2 separate regions of the Mus musculus genome follow, and region 1 is linked to region 2. The links are chromatin loops, found by intact Hi-C in ENCODE. Cell type or tissue: left cerebral cortex. All regions are shown on one strand. Each heading gives the region's core, and the rest is flanking DNA. Links, peaks and the distances in the headings are about the cores only. Region 1 has its middle 88 kb from the start of Lacc1. Region 2 holds the start of 4930431P22Rik (RIKEN cDNA 4930431P22 gene).

The links. A loop is a pair of places that touch in the nucleus more often than their neighbours do. Peaks named below come from ENCODE experiments on the same cell type or tissue, not always from the same donor. Only the 100,000 strongest peaks of a DNase experiment are listed, where the experiment ranks them.
Region 1: a loop joins it to region 2, with 2.5 times the contacts of the local background. A loop is called at or near these places in 1 of 42 quality-filtered maps.

Annotation. Positions count from the first base shown.
Region 1 is chr14:76,944,584-76,953,371 of GRCm38, reverse strand. No RefSeq gene overlaps it. Among named protein-coding and RNA genes, the nearest start is that of Lacc1, 88 kb to the left of the region's middle. In left cerebral cortex, for the core only: no CTCF peak of the experiment used is centred there; DNase peaks (open chromatin) are centred at 4,253 and 6,178.
Region 2 is chr14:76,755,318-76,764,105 of GRCm38, reverse strand. It overlaps 4930431P22Rik (RIKEN cDNA 4930431P22 gene), which reads right to left and starts at 3,975. Exons shown (of 2, transcript NR_153763.1): 1 at 3,731-3,975; 2 at 1,891-2,358. In left cerebral cortex, for the core only: no CTCF peak of the experiment used is centred there; DNase peaks (open chromatin) are centred at 2,264, 2,682, 3,283, 3,918 and 1 more place; H3K27ac peaks cover 3,791 bases.

The DNA.
Region 1 (8,788 bases), core at 2,333-6,332, 190 kb before region 2:
TGATGTCATCTCCCTCATGTGGCCTGGCATCCATTAAGCTTCCAAGGTAGAAACTAAGTCTGCTTCAGAGTCCTAAGCAAGCAATTGCATCAAGAGAAAAGGCAGATGCCTGTGGGGCCGGGCATGGCTGGCAGGGCCAGGGACGGGCTCCTTGATGTTTAGTTGGTGGCAGGATATACCCTGGGAGTTGTTAATTGAGGGTGGTTTTGATTGTCCTCAGTGGCACTGTCTTCCTGGCAACTGAACAGGGTCCTCTGAGTCATAAGGAAATCAAGTTTTCCTTCTGATGACTTTCAGGGAGCAATCTCCCTACTGGGCTCAGGTGGAAATGGCTTTGTGACTGATTGTCATTCCATCCACGGAATCTGAAGCAAATGATACAGAATAAGATAACTAAAGAGCTCCTTATGCCCCTCGCCCCCCGCCGCCCCCCCGTAACAGAATAGGCAGGCAACAAGGCTAAGCGCCAGTTCTATTATTGACTGGACTCTAGAACATCGAGACTAGGTCTAATGCCAATCACTGCATTAAAGTGAAGCAACCAGACCCAGAGTATAACCTACACCATTCTCAATTACAAGTTCCATACTCCACCCTGACACCTGACACCATATTACACCACAGCCACCAGAGCAGCAAGAATCCCCCATCTCTGCACTTCTGGTAAGACCCACCTTCTATTTCTAAATCAAACAGGAAGAATCTACGGGTCCCATCTTTTTCTGCCTTCATGGTAACTTTGGTCTGGACATTTTTTTATCTTCTCTGCTTTGGCCCCTTTATTCCTCTAACAATAACCACCTAAATCAGTCATCCTCTCAACAGGAAGTGAAATTATTGAGCACTAATGATGATCAAACATATGAAGCATGAGAAAAAAAGATTAACAAAAAGCTCTTGGTCCTATGTTGCCATGTAAGTTTAAATCCTTGAGTGGTGTTGGATAGTAAATGAAGAATCATAGTATAAATACAGAGCAGTAACTGTGATGGGGAGGTGGCAGAGAGGCATACAGTGTGATTACATCCACAGAGAGACATCTAGGAGGAAAGCCAACCAGGAAGACTTCACAGGGAACACAATGACTCCACCGAGCTGGGCTCTCAAGGATGGAAGAACCTGGAGTTCTTGGCAAATTGGTCTTTTCCCTTATGAGGCCATAACGCAATACCTCCTAAGTCAGACTAGAACCTGAGAAAGCAAGGATCCTGTCAAACACGAGGCTCTCGTTCAACAGGCTCATCTACCCATGTTGGCACACAGGGCCTCTTCATTAGAGAATAAAAAGACAAGTTTCACTAGACTAAAAAGACTGAGACAGGCGCTCTGCTACGGTTGCTGAAATGCTGCTTGATAATTATATAATATCACTGAGTCCTGTCCTGCCATAGAGAATTGTCAGTGACTTTCTTTAAACATTTTCCTCTGATGGCTTTTCTGTAGCTTCCCTACTAACGCCTACTTCCAATCACTTCTCCAAGAGTTCAAGGACATTTGGGGCTTTAAGGAGTAGCTATTTCCTTTCTCCTCACAAAGAAATCTGCTTTTAGCCCACAACTAGAATGGACTTGGCTATTTAATTCCAGTCCCAAAGGAACGCTGATGTGTAAGTATAATTGTCAGGTGACACATTCTGCTTTCTGGAACTCCCAGGATAGAACTTAACAGCAGTGAGCAAGGGGACAGTTTGGCATTTGTGGTTGGAGAGTCTGATTAACAAGCTCCTTTCTAGGGAACAAGGAGTGCCAGCTGCCTGGCACTGGCTACTGACGTTCTGTGAGGGACCTTGGCAGGGATATGTCGCAAACCTCCCTGCAGAATTCCCCAAGCTAAGAGAAGCTCATGAGTCACAAGTTAGACTGCTCTGGCAGGCTCCTCCTCTTCGAGGGAAACTTGTGTGGCTCAGGAATTATAAAAAGGAAAATAAAAAGCAGCTATAGATTGGGGAGGCAGTACAAGGATGTGTGAGTATAGAACGGGGGTTCCCAACATTCCTAATGCTATGACCCTTTAATGCAGTCCCTCATGTTGTGGTGACCCCCCCCCACATGAAATTATTTTTGTTGCTACTTCATAACTGTAATTTTGCTATTTTTATGAATTGTAATGTAAATATCTGTGTTTTCCAATGACCTTAGGTGAGCCCTATGAAAAGATCATTCAACCCCCAAAGGGTCTCGACCCACAAGTTGAGAACCACTGGAGTACAGAGATGGAACGGGATACAAATGTGTAGATGCTGAGTCCCTATTCCCAGGGAGAATGAATAAAGATCAAACTTTAGTTCAGACTGTTTAACATTTCTTGCAATTGATCAGTGAAGTCCAAGTCACACCCCAGTGCACTCACACATTAAACAGGGTTGATGGGTTGTCAAATAAATTAATGTGTGAAATAATCAGCTTAAGAACTTCACATGTAGGAGGAATTCAAATCATTGCAAAAACTAGTGGGGCTGGTTGATGTTGAACACAGGAAGAGAAAGTTTAACTGTATTTACCTAAACATACACACACACACACACAAATTTTGTTTAATTTTTCACATGTGCTGTTTCCTGTGATGTCACTGTGACTTTTCTTTGTCCACTTTGATGAATTTATTTAGTTTTTAATTTCTAGTGCAAACAAAACATGTTCATGAATAATTCAGAAGCTAGAAAGCAACAGAAGGGAAGAGAGAAGGTCACAGGGAAATTCTAACCCAGGTGAGTGTTCTTGAGAATGTTGTCCACGTCCCTGCAGGAACCTCTGTGTGTCTCTAGAATAGACAGTGATTTTTAGCTCCATACTTGTTACAAGGTAAAACGCTGTCATGGTGGAGTGAACGCATAGACACCCTTTGTTCCTTTTGCAACACAGCAAAGAACTCTTGTTCATTTAGTATGTCCTCGGTGTGCTTTATCTTTCAGATGATGGTTCAGTGAAGAATTTGCTCATGGAAGGGGGAAGATGGAGGTGGGGTGGCTCAGAGGGGTCTGACTCTTCTGCAAATGATAGTAAAGTTTTTGGTTGACAGTAGAGAAGGATGCTGAGGAGAGACCACCTATTATGATGTCGATAAGAGAGAACACAGGCTCTGTAGAGGTGTGCTGCTGTGGGTTAGGAATCACACATCCCTTCTCTGGTGTTTTCTGAAAGTTTGCTAACTTTTTGTTGTCAGGCTGTTTGTGTGATGCTACTAGATTGGACCACAGTGTCATGTGTGACTTCTTTGATTTACACATAAGTGGGAGTTTCTCAGTTTCATCACTATTTCATTCCTTTGGTCATACCTGTGTGATAGAACTTCTCTCAAGTCAACAAGTACAATGTACAAGGCCTGCTTCTGTAGACACACTGCATCTCCTGTAGGAATACCTCCTTTTAAAGAAACGAATCCCCCATTGGTAGACATCTTGTTTGTTTTTAATTGTCCTGAATACCTTTGCCTTTCTTTGACTCTGTATGTGATAAGCTCACTGAATAGATAAAGTCTAAATTTTAGTACATAATGCCAACAACAACAAAATCATGCTCTTCTATTGCATAACCCTACCCCCACACAACCAGATTCTCATTGTCATTGATCGGTGCAATTCCCGTGATTTTGACAATATACCCAAGCATGCATCTAAAGAAGATGAAATCAAGCAAGATGAAGAGGCTCTGGCCTAGGGTGTGAGAACTGAGAATTCTGGCTGCTCTAGAGGAACTGTGGTGCTGAAAAGCCAGATGACAGCAGGTCTGCTAAGTCACACACAAACCAATGCAGCCTGAGGAACGAGTTCCAGCCCGATCCATCTGTGCAATACTGGCCTGCATGCCACGGCCATGCCATGACCTGAATAGAACTAGTTGGCACTAGAGAGGAAGCCCCTCCTTTCACCTGGATAATTATGTTCTCTGTTTTAGGTAACAGAAGCATGGGTGGAGGCAGGGGGACTTGAGGGCCATTTAATCATGCAGAACCTGATGGCCAAATTCCTCATAAATGCAGTATTTATTACAAAAAGTGCTGACATTGGCAGTACTAATCAGGATCCCTTTCCCTCATTAAAAACAAAGCCCTGCAGATTAAAGGCCAGCATGTCCAACTCCGAGCTGCTTTTAAAGCAGATGTGCTGCACAGAACGCTCTTCCCAAGTCTGTGTCCCTGGACTGCCTCTGACCTTGGCCCAGGAGGACTGCTGGCTCCATGCTCATTTGTGCTTGGTTTGTGTGTAGAAGCCCAAATCCAGACGGTTCTTTCTGAGTTTATTTTACTAGCTCAGGTCCTGCTGGACTCTTAAGGACTTCAGGCACCAGAACAGCTGTGTTTAACAGTGTAGATTAAGTCCCTGCCTAAGAGACCCATCTGACTTGGCAGTGTTTCTCAAAACACAAGTGGCACTAAATTATAAATGGAGAAAGAATCAGGCCTAAAATAAACTGTCACCAGACAGGAGATAGCTCCCTTCCATCTCCCTCTTTTCTGTTTAAAACAGGGGTTTATTGTTTTGTTTTACATCTTCTTCTTAGGTGGAATGCACTGTTTTAGACTTTTTAAAAAAAGTATTTGTATCATAATTTCTAAACACTCATAAGGAGGAATGGGTCTGTTAGCTCTTTGTAGAGGACAGAACCCGATGAGATGGCTACGGCTCTGCTTTTAGTGTTCTTGTTTTGAAAAAGCTCACCACAGTCAAAGTGGATAGAGGACTTCACAATTGGAGCATGACTTGCGTTGCCTGGTTACGAGGTCCTCTCTAGGGAGTAGGTTATCAGGATATTTAGATGCACACAAAGCAAACAGGCAAAACTCATGCCGCCTGTAATTCCCCTGGTAGGTTAGGGGCAGCTTACAAGACAAGAGGCCTAGGTGGGAAAAGAAAGTTGACACAGGGTGGTGACGAGCATTTATTTCTGCTAGGTAGGATGCTCACCATCTGAGACCCCATGATGAGTTTACATAGCTCTAATCTTTGGGACTGTCCATACCTGCGTATCTGCAAAGACTTCCTGTAAAAGTTGTAAAATAAGAGGGTCTTTTGGTTTTGAAAGAAGTTAAAAAAAAAAAAAAAGGAGGCAGTTAAGTATACCTAAGGAGGGCACTATAGGTTCTTCTTGGACCATAAGAAAGGAAACAGAAGCCTCAAGTCAGGCAGAATAAAATGGAACATACCCACAGGGCAAGCCTCATGCAAGCTTCAAATACTGATGAAGGTTTTGTGAGATACTGACTGCCCTGCAGAATAGGTTATCAGTGAAAGGAGGTCCGTGATGTCATACCCTGTGATTTGGAGTACCATACCTGGATACCACCTTGAGAGAGAAACTAGAATTTGAAACCATTTAAGCCACCAGGTAGAGTGATAAAAATTTATAATCCTAATAATTGGAAGAATGAGGCAGGGGGATTACCCATTGGAGGCCTGCTAAGCTAACAGAGTAAGTTCAAGGTTAGCCCAGAATTCTGCCTCAATATAAAAAGCAGCAGTTGTCAACCTGTAAGTATTGACCCCTTTGGGGGTCTCATATTAGACATATAGATGTTTCCATTATAATTCATAACAGCAGCAAAATTACAGTTAAGAAGTAGCAATGAAATAATTTTATGGTGGGGGTGGGGGTGTGTCACCACAACATGAGAGACTATATTTAAGGGTCGCAGCATTAGGAAGGCTGAGGACCACTGATAAAAAGGCACAGGGATGGGTATGGATACAGCTCAGGGGTGACATGCTTGCCTGGCACGTGGGAAGCCCCAAGTTCAGTCCTCTATAAGACAACAATCCGAATCCAGAGGTCCTGAAAAACAGGAGCATTTGTAAGTCAGGAGGGGGTGGGGGGCTTGGATTCAATCACATCTTCAGGGTGAGAAACAGCCACAGGAGACAATTATGGAGAAGAGAGACCTGAAAGCTGGCACCGAAGCTTGCAGTTAGCAAGGAGGTTCAGCTTAGGCCATTGAATGCACAGATATCAGTTCCTACCCTCAGAGGCTGATCTCAGCGGAGAGGAATGTTGGGGTGTGGTAAGTCCAAGCCTGAGGGCCACAGAAGGTCAACTTCCAGGGCCACTTACATGCCTTGAGGCTCACAGTAGCTAAGACTAAGAACACTGGGCACCCTGCACTGCGTCATTCTGGCACACTGATTAATGCTTGCTGGGATTTAAAAAGAGAATTCTACATGCTCAGGTCTCAGTACTGTTTCTTACTTGGACCATTTTCAACATATTTTAGAGAATCTTCCTGCCCCAAGCTTGACCATTAGTCACCCCAGGGTGTCTATAAGTAGGGAATAATCAGACAAAAAGAAAAACCTTACCAGCCCACAGACTGCAAAACTGAGTGGCCAGCAGAGGCTTCTAAAGAAGGGAAAGTATTTAAATAGAACACAGAGGGAACTCAGAATCTCAAACACCTAAACAGTCTTCCAAACCATCCAATCAGGAAATGGGCAACTGAACTGATCAGAGAGTTCTCAGGGGCAAAAGTAGAAATGCTTAGTAAGTATCTGAAAAATTGCTCAACATCTTTAGCAGTCAGGAGAATGTGACCCTGTGAGAATGGCTCTATCAAGAAGGTAAGTTCTGTTCAGATGTAGAGGCAGAAACTATTATTGCTGGCAGGGATGTAAGCTGGGACAACCGCTATGAAAAATCGTTTTGAGGTTCCTCAGAAAACTAAAGAGAGCTGCCCTATAACCCAAAGCGTCGTTTCTAGAGATGTGTCCTGAGGGATCTATATTATCTTAGAGACACGATTTCTGCTGGACTGTTCACATCACCATTATACAGAACAGCTTTAATGACCATCATCACATGAGCAGGTAATGACAATGTGGTATAAGTACACAATGAAATTCCATCTCACTAGAGAGAAGAATGAAATGTCATAGAAAAAAAGATGAACTAGGTGTTCAACATGTTAAGCAAATTAAGCCAGTTCAGAAAGACAAATAGTGTGTAGTGTGTGTGTGTGTGTGTGTGTGTGTGTGTGTGTGTAAAACTGAAAGTGGAGGGGGGATTACAAATATAAAGGAAGAAGTCTAAAGGGACAGGGGGAAATGAATGAAAAGACAGAGGAAGAATAAGGCAAAGAGCTACTATATTATCCTATATACCCAGAATACAAAAGTGTGTGTATGTGTGTGTGTGCTTGTGTGTGTGTGCTTGTGTGTGTTCTATGTGTTCTATATGAAAACTAAAGGGGTACTAGTTGGGCATAGAAAAGGATGAAAGGTGAGAGAGAGGAGATATCAGGAGGGTGATATAGGATAAAAATAATCATAGCACAAAGATATACATATGTAAGAATATGTCACAATGAGACCCATTGTTTTCAATGCTAACTAAAACAATAATAAAGCTAACAATAATAGGAGGAACATGGTATCATTAACAAGACGTTTAGCATTTAGTGCAGGAAGCCTAGAAGCTTCTTTGTCATGTCAGTGGCCACCGGACGTGTCTCTAAATCAAGCAACAAGACCAAGTTTATAACGTCACTAAGAAAGATGAATTGGGTACATGTCGGAAATGAATACTAAGGTTAACTGGGCAGTGTTCCAGGGCTTCAGCTATCAGTGAACCACCTACAGAGCTGCCCCATTAGGTCTTACAATTCTTCAGAGCTGTGCTGACCCAAGTCTGTGTTGCCTGCTGCTTTACTGGTAGGACATGGGCTGGGCTGGGATTGTCCTCCAAGTGAACCCAACACAACAGGGAATTCCGCTAAAGGAGCTAATTCCCAAGGAAGGATACATCTTACACTTGGCAAAGAACAAGGAACAAGATGCCTTCTATTGATGCATCCCATTTCTCCTTGTTTTTCTGCAAGCACCCAAAGTTATAACACCCTACCCCCACTGCCAGGTGGCTTTGTGCTAGATCATGCCATCCGTTTATAGGTCAGAGACAGTGTGATTTTAAGCTCTTTGGATCTTTTTGCATCTACATCCAGCACGGCTCAGGAAAGCCTATGCTATGGTTTGCATGTGACATGTCCCTACCACGAATCCTGCCAAGGTTTGGGCAGTGTGAGACAGGGACACTCAGTGAGCAGAAGCAGAGCCTTTGTGAATGCATTACAGCCTTCTCCAGTGGCCTTGTATTTTGCCTTCATGGCACATGAAGCCCTTCCTCTTTTCACCATGACTTGAAGCAGCACAAGACCAAATAGATGCTGATGCTATGTTCTTGGATGTCCAGTCTCCAGAACTCTCCTTCAAATAAACATATATATGTGTGTGTATATATATATATATATATGTGTATATATATATATATATATATATACATATATATATATATGTGTGTGTGTGTGTGTGTGTGTGTATAATCTAGCCTCAGGTGTTCTGTTGCCACAACAGAATGCAGACTGAGCAGACAACACTTTACCTATCCAACGAACATCTATTTTTTGAATTCCACTATGTGTTTGGAAGTGAGCAAAGTGCTGAGGATGCGTGATAAGTAAGATAACCTCTGTCTACCCGAAGTTTACAACTGGTTACAAAACAGTCCCACAAAATAATGGTTTGGTTTCAGGAATGAATTTTGGTACCATTGAAAGCGTGTCATTTAAGTTCTAAGTACACGTTTTGAATTTTGTTTTCTGGAAGGTCTCTACTGTTGTTGACCTTCCAATAGGAGCCTTACTGCTATTTTAGACAAAAGAGTCTGTTGAATGTTCACCCTGCTTGACTTTGTTTAGATATTCAAAGCTTGGGGATAGTTTGGGAGCATCCCAGTTTCTGATGATAAGAGTTGTCACTTAGGATGCTGATGAGAGACTGTGGGGTAATTCTATAGCCATGGGTTCC
Region 2 (8,788 bases), core at 1,554-5,553:
TAACTCAGGGTGCATCCTGCGTTAAAGGGGCTCAGCACACACCTGTATAGGCCAGAGAGCACTGCCTGACTGCATGCAGAAGTGTCCATGAAGCTGCTCATGAGATCCAGAGGGCTCTGCTCCAATAGATCAATTTGTCCCAGCCATCACAGTTGAGACTGTTCCCCTCTCTCCTGTCTCGGTGTGAGTGTATGCGTGTGCAAGCATGTGCGTGTGTGCACAAGAGCAGGTGCACAATTCAGACAACTTCTTTCATTTGTACTCCCCAACTACAGCCTTAAACCTTGAACCCCTGGTGACTTCAGCCATACTGGGCAAGGCAACTTAGCTTTGTCACAGGAACAAGTGGAAAGAGCCTCCGGATGTCTAACCGCTCTGGTGTAAATCCTTGCCAGCTTCCTACCCTGCCCATTGGCTGCTCGAGCTTAAGCCAGAATGAAGAGGAAAAGGGACAATTGCAAGCTATGCAGCAGAATTCAGGAATTTTTGAAGTGTCTGGTGTCAAGTTGAAGATGATGCTGAAATAGTTAACGAACCTTCCAGAAATGTTCTTTCCCTCTAACACTGAGTTTGTATACCCAGAAGCACTTGCACCCCTAAGGGATGTTCCTTCCAGAGCCTTCTCCTGGCCACCCATGGACTCAGGCATTAGTTTCAGATCCTAAGACAGGAATCTTTCTCGTCACTTTTCAAAGCTCTGCTTTCTCTCCCTCACTGGTTCTTGTTATTTGGGAGACGTTGGGTCACCCTGTCTGTCACTCTGTCCACAGAACATCCTCTAGTCTAAGAGACACTAGACCTTTGTTTACAATAGGCGGGTCAGAAGGAGTGGGGGGGGGGGGTGGCGGGACCAGATCACTCTGAAGCACACAAGAAATCCATTTGCCCACAGAGCAGGCTTTCCCACTTCTGAATGTGTGCTGGCCCCGCTAGTCTCGGGCAAGCAACAGTTTCTGGACTTGCTATACACAGCAGTGACTGTAGCAATACATCTTCCCTAAAATATTAGTAAAGAATGAGAAGGGTATCCGCCATGTGGTTAGTATGTGTCACTGATGTCTTCAGAGACGCAAGTGGTTAGCCATCCGTCTCCAGCCAAACCAGGCGTGCTCTCATGAGGAGGGAGGACGGAAAGATAAAGACAGTGCCCGAGGCTTCAACGACTGCCTGATCTACTCAAGGTTGTCACAGTGGTAACAATAGCCATTGTAGTGTGCACTGCAGGCCCAGGGGAGGCCCATGGGGTTGCCTAGCCCGTCTATACAGAAACAGAAAGAAAATCTCTCATCACCTAGTTAGATAAAATAAAGGCAAAGCGCATTGGTATATAGGCCCATTGCTGGTGGGGGCTTGGGGGAGATGCCACACTTCTCTCAGGATAAATCCCCACATCAACCTAAAGAGCAGTCAGGGAGAGAAGCCACTTCCCTCTCTATCTTCTGAGCCAAATGCTAGCCTCCTGCGGGAACAGGGCTGTTCTTGGCTCTTATCTGTCAACACGGGGGCGAGGGATCCAAACAGGATGCCCGAGGAAAGAATCTAGAAGAACTTCAAAAGGCGAAGACACAGCAACAATAAAAAAAAGGGAACAGGGCCAGGAACAAAGACTAAATGTACCGGGGTAGGTAGCACCTTCGTTCATAAAAATAGGGATGAGTGGATGTCCCAAGTGGAGCTGGGTCTTTGACAGCATTCCAGGACTGAGAAGATGGGCCCTGCCCAGTGGGAGCCAGGGTGTCCCCTGAAGGCCCAGGCCCCAGCTCTCTGCCATCTTGCTTGAATCCTGAAGGATTTACCCAAGTCAGCGGGCCTTCATTTTGCAAGACGAAGGCTCTTCCTTTGAACAGCCTAGAACAGACGTGCAGAAATTGGCTGAAGAGAATATTCTCTGAGCTCCACCTTTAATCACACTGAAACTGCCTCCAGGGCATTGTGGCATCAAGTTTGACAAACCACAGCATAATCTGGCAAAGGAAACCAATAATTGTCCAATACCAGGCCACCACTGTTCCTTGTAGGGTAAAACTCCCGATCAGTCTGAAACACCAGTTATCCTCAGCTCTTCAAACCTAATCCCCTCAAGCTCCTTGATCCACAGAACTTGCGTAAAGATACTTAGGCTCCACGCTTGCTAGAGCAAAGTCAGAGGACACACCACCCCTCCAGCCAACGGCAACACTGTGTGAATCACAAGGCAGTCATGGCCACTCTGCCTCAATTTTGCGATCCTTGAGTCATAGAAGACTCATCTCTTCGAATGTCCGTCATTCACGCAAGCGTCTTTCTCCAGGTGGCCCGGGGCGGTTTCCAAGCTGCTGGCTCATCCCCTGTCATGTCACTTGAAAGGAGAACAAAAGGCTGGAAAACAGGAAGGTCATTTTTTTTAAAAATGGGGAAACTGAGGCTCCAAGAAGCCCTAGAGTGAAATGTGTAGACATTTCTGAGTCAGACATGCTCAAAGAACCAAAACAAGTTCTAACTCCTAAATGGACTATTTTCTTGGTTAATTTTATAAAGCTTTTATGACAAGGTGTTTTGATGCAGCAAACTCAGAACAGGCGAAGCCAAAACATATACTCACTGCCTCTTGTGTAACCATTTTCTCACCGTTTCCTCCATCTCTTCCCTCGCAAGCAGATCTGATTGGCTCTGTTTCTTTTACTTTATAGGCTCCTGTTTTCCTGTGGGCTGGATATGCTCCCATCTGACAGGCACGTTACCCCTTGTGCTTACATTGTTTTAACCATTACCTGGCTCTTGATAGTCTCTGATTTTGGAGTTCTACCACCCATTCCCTCCCCTGTCCCTGAACTATATATACCCTTGACTCCTGAACATGGAGGTTGACAATTAGTGGAGATCAAGCTTCACAAGTGGAGTGTAAAATGTCCACTTTATTCGTTTGCTTTTTTAAAAAATGGCATTTATCAGCTAAATCAAAATACTTGCACATCCAAATAGCCACTGTAATTAGGCTCTATTAAAATAGCTGCCTCCAAAGAACAGAGATCGTTGGTGTCACCCGTTCTGGCACCTGACTGGACCGTCTTTCCCAAGGCCTTCTGTTCTGCTGTATGCTGGTGTGTAGCTCATCAAAGGAGACGTGAGCGTCAGGGCTGCTTTTCACCCTGCTATTCCAAGCGAGGACTACGTAGGTGTCACAAATGAAGCTCACACGGAAGCAGAATAGGACACTAGTGGCACAGCCACGTGTCTCTGCCTCCCTGTAATGCAGCCTGGCTGGCATCGGCCTTCCGCCAACCCCTTTGCTGCCCCTATCCACCCACGAGCTCTTGTTGGGTCAGAAATGAGATTCTTTGACAGTGCCTGCCTGCCAGACAGACAGCCGATGCTGGGATGTAGAAAGCAAAAGCAAAAGCTGCTTTCTAAATTAAGCCTGGGCTCATTTATAAAAATAAATAGCCACAGCCTAGCAACGTGCTCGCAGCTTAGCTTTCTTCTGTTATGAAACCGCCATGGCTGGGGCCCAGGATGACAGAGTCAGAACAGGACCCCCACACCCTGACTCCTCCCATGTGTAGTAGTCATCCTGGGGAGTGCTGACAGTGGCCCTTGGAGAGCCTTGCTCTTCATTCAGGGTCAATCTAAGGCCAGGCTCCAAGGGCAGAGGGGATTCAAAGCCTCCCAAATATAATGAGTGCCCCCCCCCCCCCCGCTGCCATGAGTGCATGGACTACACTGTCAGTAATAACTATTATCGTCTTCGAACCTTCTCTCTGTCTTATGTCAACAGAACCTCCAGTGATGAGTTCTGCTTGAAAGAAGGACTATGAGAGAAAATAGTGGATGATCTTTTGATCGTAGTCTTGCTGGGACACTCAGAAGTAGAGCCCACAAGACCCTTGGAGACTCATGGGACATGTGGCAGCGTGGTATGAAGGATCTGTTCCTGCCATCAGCTCTCTCAAGCTTTGAAATGACATGTCAAGTCAGAGTGATCCAAGGACTATGGCCACCTATTCTGTGTTGCTAGGATCAGAATGACGGAGCTTCTGGGATATTCTATATGGTCCCTAGTAACCAGAGAATGCCCAAGGTAGCATGTCAAAATGAGTTCAGAGTTGGGTCCCTCCATTACAGTACTAAACAGAGCAGAGATTGGCCTAGAATGTTCTTCAAAAGTCGGTCTTCTTCTAACCTGGCTTAGTCAGAAACAATGGTCAGTAATAAGAAAGTTCTTGCCATAACCAAATATGTGAGAATATATTATTTAACAGGTTTGTTTTTGGAATAATAACATGCATGTGGGAAAAACTAAACAGCAATAAAAAACATAGTATAATAACATCCAGATTCATCTCACAGTGTGCAGTAGATTCCATAGACTCTGTGACAGTTCCCATCTCAGCCACCCAGACTACCAAAGCTTGGGGTCTGAAGTCTGGGCGGAAAAACATGATGAGGATTCAGCCCTAAGAGAATCAGCAAACTGAACAGACTCCCCCTAATCTATAGTGACAGCTCCCTGATGGTGCATAGTGATGCCTCTCTAGAGCAGGAAAACCACAGCAGCAACTCTGCAGGCTACACTCCAACCTGGTGAGACCAGAATGCTAATCGTCCCAACCCAGGTCTCCCGTGTCTGACATGGCTGCTCTGTGACAAGACCCCACTGAGAAGTTGTGTTGGATGTGGTTGCCTAAACAAGGCCAACAAGCTGACACCAGTTGATATACCCCTGAGAGATCATACGACACTAATTGGTCAGCCCTAGACACTCAGGTCTATGACCTTACCTTCTTGCAAACTCAGAACTGATCCACCAGACAGGAGCAATCGAAACTGTGCTTCTGCGTCTGTACTGTATGAGGATCCAACCAACACTACGATGCTCTTCCCTGTCTCTGAGCTCTTTCTACATATCAGCGTCTTGCCTTATGGTGAGTTTGCTTCTGGTGTGAGAAGTGGGACTTCTTTGGCAAAAACTTTGAGGATAGTTTCTGCCTATCAGTGCTTTAGTTTTTGGTCCATCTGAATCACAAGCCTAGATTGTGTGGTGACCTCTGACCAATTAATTCCATAGCTTTGTATGCCAAAGACTTCCAACATTGGTTTCCATAACTATTTCTCTCCCTATCTAATCCCTAGAAAGATCTGGGATTCTAGAATTCCTGAGAAACTCATGTAGTCTCAACCTTTCACTTTGAGGATGGAGACCCAGAGACAGGCAGAGCCAGGTACTTGTTGTGCAAGGGCATCTGCTTAGTTTCACCCACCCTGCCCTAACTTCTTACAGCCTAACAGTGCTTTGACAGTGATTTTCCTAGGGCAACAGTTCAAATTCCACCCTTCTGGAACTTGGAGACCCATTTTCTTCTGGACAGCATACCTCTCTGGCCTTTGGACTTCAGCACACACCACAAGCAGCCCAGATCCTCAGCCTCCAGTACACGCACCAGGAGCTCCCTAGATTCTCTGCTTCCAGCAAATGTACCAGAAGCCACCCCAATCCTTTGGCTTTAGACTGAATTACATGAGCAGCTTTCCTGGTTCTCTAGTGGTGTGAGTGGGATTGTTTGCTTTCATATCTACTTACCCACATGAAGTCAAAGGTCTCTCCTGTTCCATTATTCTCTATATAACCCAGCCTTATGAGGAAGAGTTTTTCATTTTGTGCAAAAAGATTAATCCTGCCTATACAAGACCTTTTGCAACAACCATCCTAGTTTGACCAGGCCCCACAGGGTTACAGGGAAACAGGACTTTAGATGCCATAACTAGACATTTCCTAGGCAGGCAGGTAAGTTGGTCACCCTGGTGGGTTTCATGTCCCTTTCCTAAGGACCTTTCCACACAAATAACAAACCATAGAGCACATGAATTGAAACCAAAATAGCATCAAATCGATAGGATTGGGAAGATAACTGGAATGGATATTAAGCAATGTGTCTTAAATGAAAAGATCCATGAATAAGATGGGAAAACAAGGTGATCAACAAGGAAAAATAGCCTTTCTATCAAGGGATTTGTGTAAAGACATGCCACCCAACCAGACGGCCTGAGTTTGATCTCTAGGTCCCATATGGTGGAGAGATTAAAGTGACTCGAACAACGTATCTTCAGACTACCACATTTGTAACACACACACACACACACACACACACACACACACACACACACACACTAAAAGTAGTTAAAGCCACTATTGTTGAAGAAAAGGAAGAAGAAATGTTAAGTAACAGCCACCCACATTACATAAAAATAGGCCACATGAGTTTATCCAAAGGAAGGTGCTTCTTTGGGCCAGGACACTACTTGGTCCTCTGAGGACTGAGAGGCTGAGCATCACAGCTCACAAGAGGCCTACTGACCACATATCACAGCATAGCTGTCTGAGAACCTTTATAATTGTGGTACTCTGGCCTGAGTTTGCCTGTCTAGATGCTATCACTCATTACCCCTAGGCTTTGGACAAAAACGCGATGTCATAAAGTTTCCTTAAATGGCATTTCCCAAAGTGGAACCGAAGTGGGTTCCTATTTACATTTTCACTTCCCGTGTCCAGGTTTAGCCCACATAAACCAAGTCACACGTTAAACAATGACTTAAGGACTTCAGTCTAAAAGAAAGCCATCCTCCAGTGACCTCTGCCCACATGCAATTAGTGAATTCTTTGAAAAACAACAAAATAAAACAAAAAACTTTTTTTTTATTGACACCAACTTAAAACCTAGAAATTTTTCATTATGTTAGCTAAGCTTTCTCCTTTTGCAAAGGGTATTCTTGGGGGCCATAATTCCCTGGTGGTCACGCTCACGTGGGACAGAGAACCTAGATAGTATAGCAGATTGGGTGTGTTAGATGCCAAGATTCAAATGCACTCCCTACTAATTTTAGATAGCATTATTTCTGAATCCGTCTTGGCTTCTCATCTTTATGGATAGTTAAAGCAATCAAAGTTATTTTTGTGTGCAAAGTGCTTTCAAATGGTGACTACCACATAACGACCATTTAATAAACGTCAATAGCTATCCCTTTCCCCCTTACGTAGGTAGCTTTGCTATTTGTCTTCAGAATTCTATGAGCATAAATACTAGTCTAGATGCTTTAACTAAGTGACCTTGGAATCTGCAATGCCTTGAGTCACTAGGTGATAATTCAGATACACATCTTCCTGAGTTGATTAGCCCCTAGGAGGTGTCAAGTCCTTGGCCAACAGATCGAGTCTATATTCTTCATTGCATGTCTATCTGTGTTCACATGTAGAAGTACATGTGCCTGTATGTGGAGAACAGAGGTCAACTTCAGGTATCTTTCTAAGTTGCCTCTCCATCTCAGGGTTTGAGATGGTCTGACACTGACCCTGGAACTCACCAGTTCACTGAGGTTGGATGACCAATAGGACCAGGGATCCACCTGTCTCTGCCTCCCCAGTGCCGTCATTACAGGTGTGTGCTGCTATGCCTGCTTTTTACATGGCTACTGGGAGTGAAAGTCAGTCCTCTTGCTTGTGCAGTGAGCATTTTACATGACAGGGCCTTCTCCTCTCCTCTTTCTTGGAGCATCTCCTGTGTCCTGATTGAGAGCATCATGAAACCTTTGCAGAGCCAAGCTGAGCCTTGGTTTCCTAATTAGGAGATCTGTGACAGAAGAAACAGGGTCCCCTGGATGCATATAAGTGCCTTGTCTATGCTCTGCCAGCAAGTCTTGAGTCGCTTCCCTTCCTCCCTTCCCCTCCCCTCCCCTTCCCTCCCCTCCCCGCCATCCCTCCTCCCCTCCCTTTCCTTTCTTTTTCTTCCCTTCTCTTTCCTTCCCAATCTTCCAACAAGCATAAATAGAAAATCTTGTGTTGTAATTTAGCTAGTAAGTCAATCAACAGATCCTTTGAGAACAAAGAAGGGTACTATCCCCGCACAAACGTGTTCCTAATAAAACATATTCTGTTGCTCAGCAACCCTGATGATGCCTCTTCCACAAGTATGATCTGTCTTTAGGTGACTAAGTAAATGCCTTGTGAGTCAGAAGAAGGCATCAGAGAGTTTTCTGGGGCTTCAGGTGAAGGAACAATATTGTGTACGGAGCAAAACAGGGGAGACACGCCATGTTTTACTCATGCTTTGAGGTTTGATGCTTGTTTGGGGAGTTGGCTGTGAAGAGCTGGATTGTTCATCACTTAATGGATGGAGTCATGGTGCGAGAGACCATCTCCCTAGTCTACCAGAGAAGACTAGTAATTAAAGTTGTGGTAAGATCGGACACCAAACTAAGGGAGGAAGAGTGGAACTCCCCAGAAGGAAGGAAGAGCTTTTGAGGCAAATTAGATGTTGCAACTGTCAGATCCTGTGGCACAGTCATTCTGCTAAGGAGACGAGGTAAACTGTGAGCCAGCCAATGGGGAAAGCCGGAGATGAGGCGAACTGTGAGCCATCCAATGGGGAAAGCTGGAGATGAAATTTCAAAGGTTCTTGTCTCCTGCTTGGCTGGGGAGGCAGGGCCCAGATGTGAAACCAACTCCACAATCCCTTTCACCCAATTTAACACACTGAGCTCTGCCTCCTATTGATGAAAGGATGGAAAACCCTTTGGTGTAATTTCCTAAATCTCAAAATATGTATTTCCCCTAGCAAATAAAAGTGGTATTTTCAACAAAACAACATTTTGAGGGAGGGGGGGATTTCCAATAATATTCAATGTCTTCCTATAGTCTTTGCATCAATATATTTTTTATACTGAAAGGTTAAAATACCAATACAGGGCAAACCAGATGGCTCAGAAGGTAACACTTACTAGGAAGCTTGAAGACCTGAGTTCTATCCCTGTGGCTTAA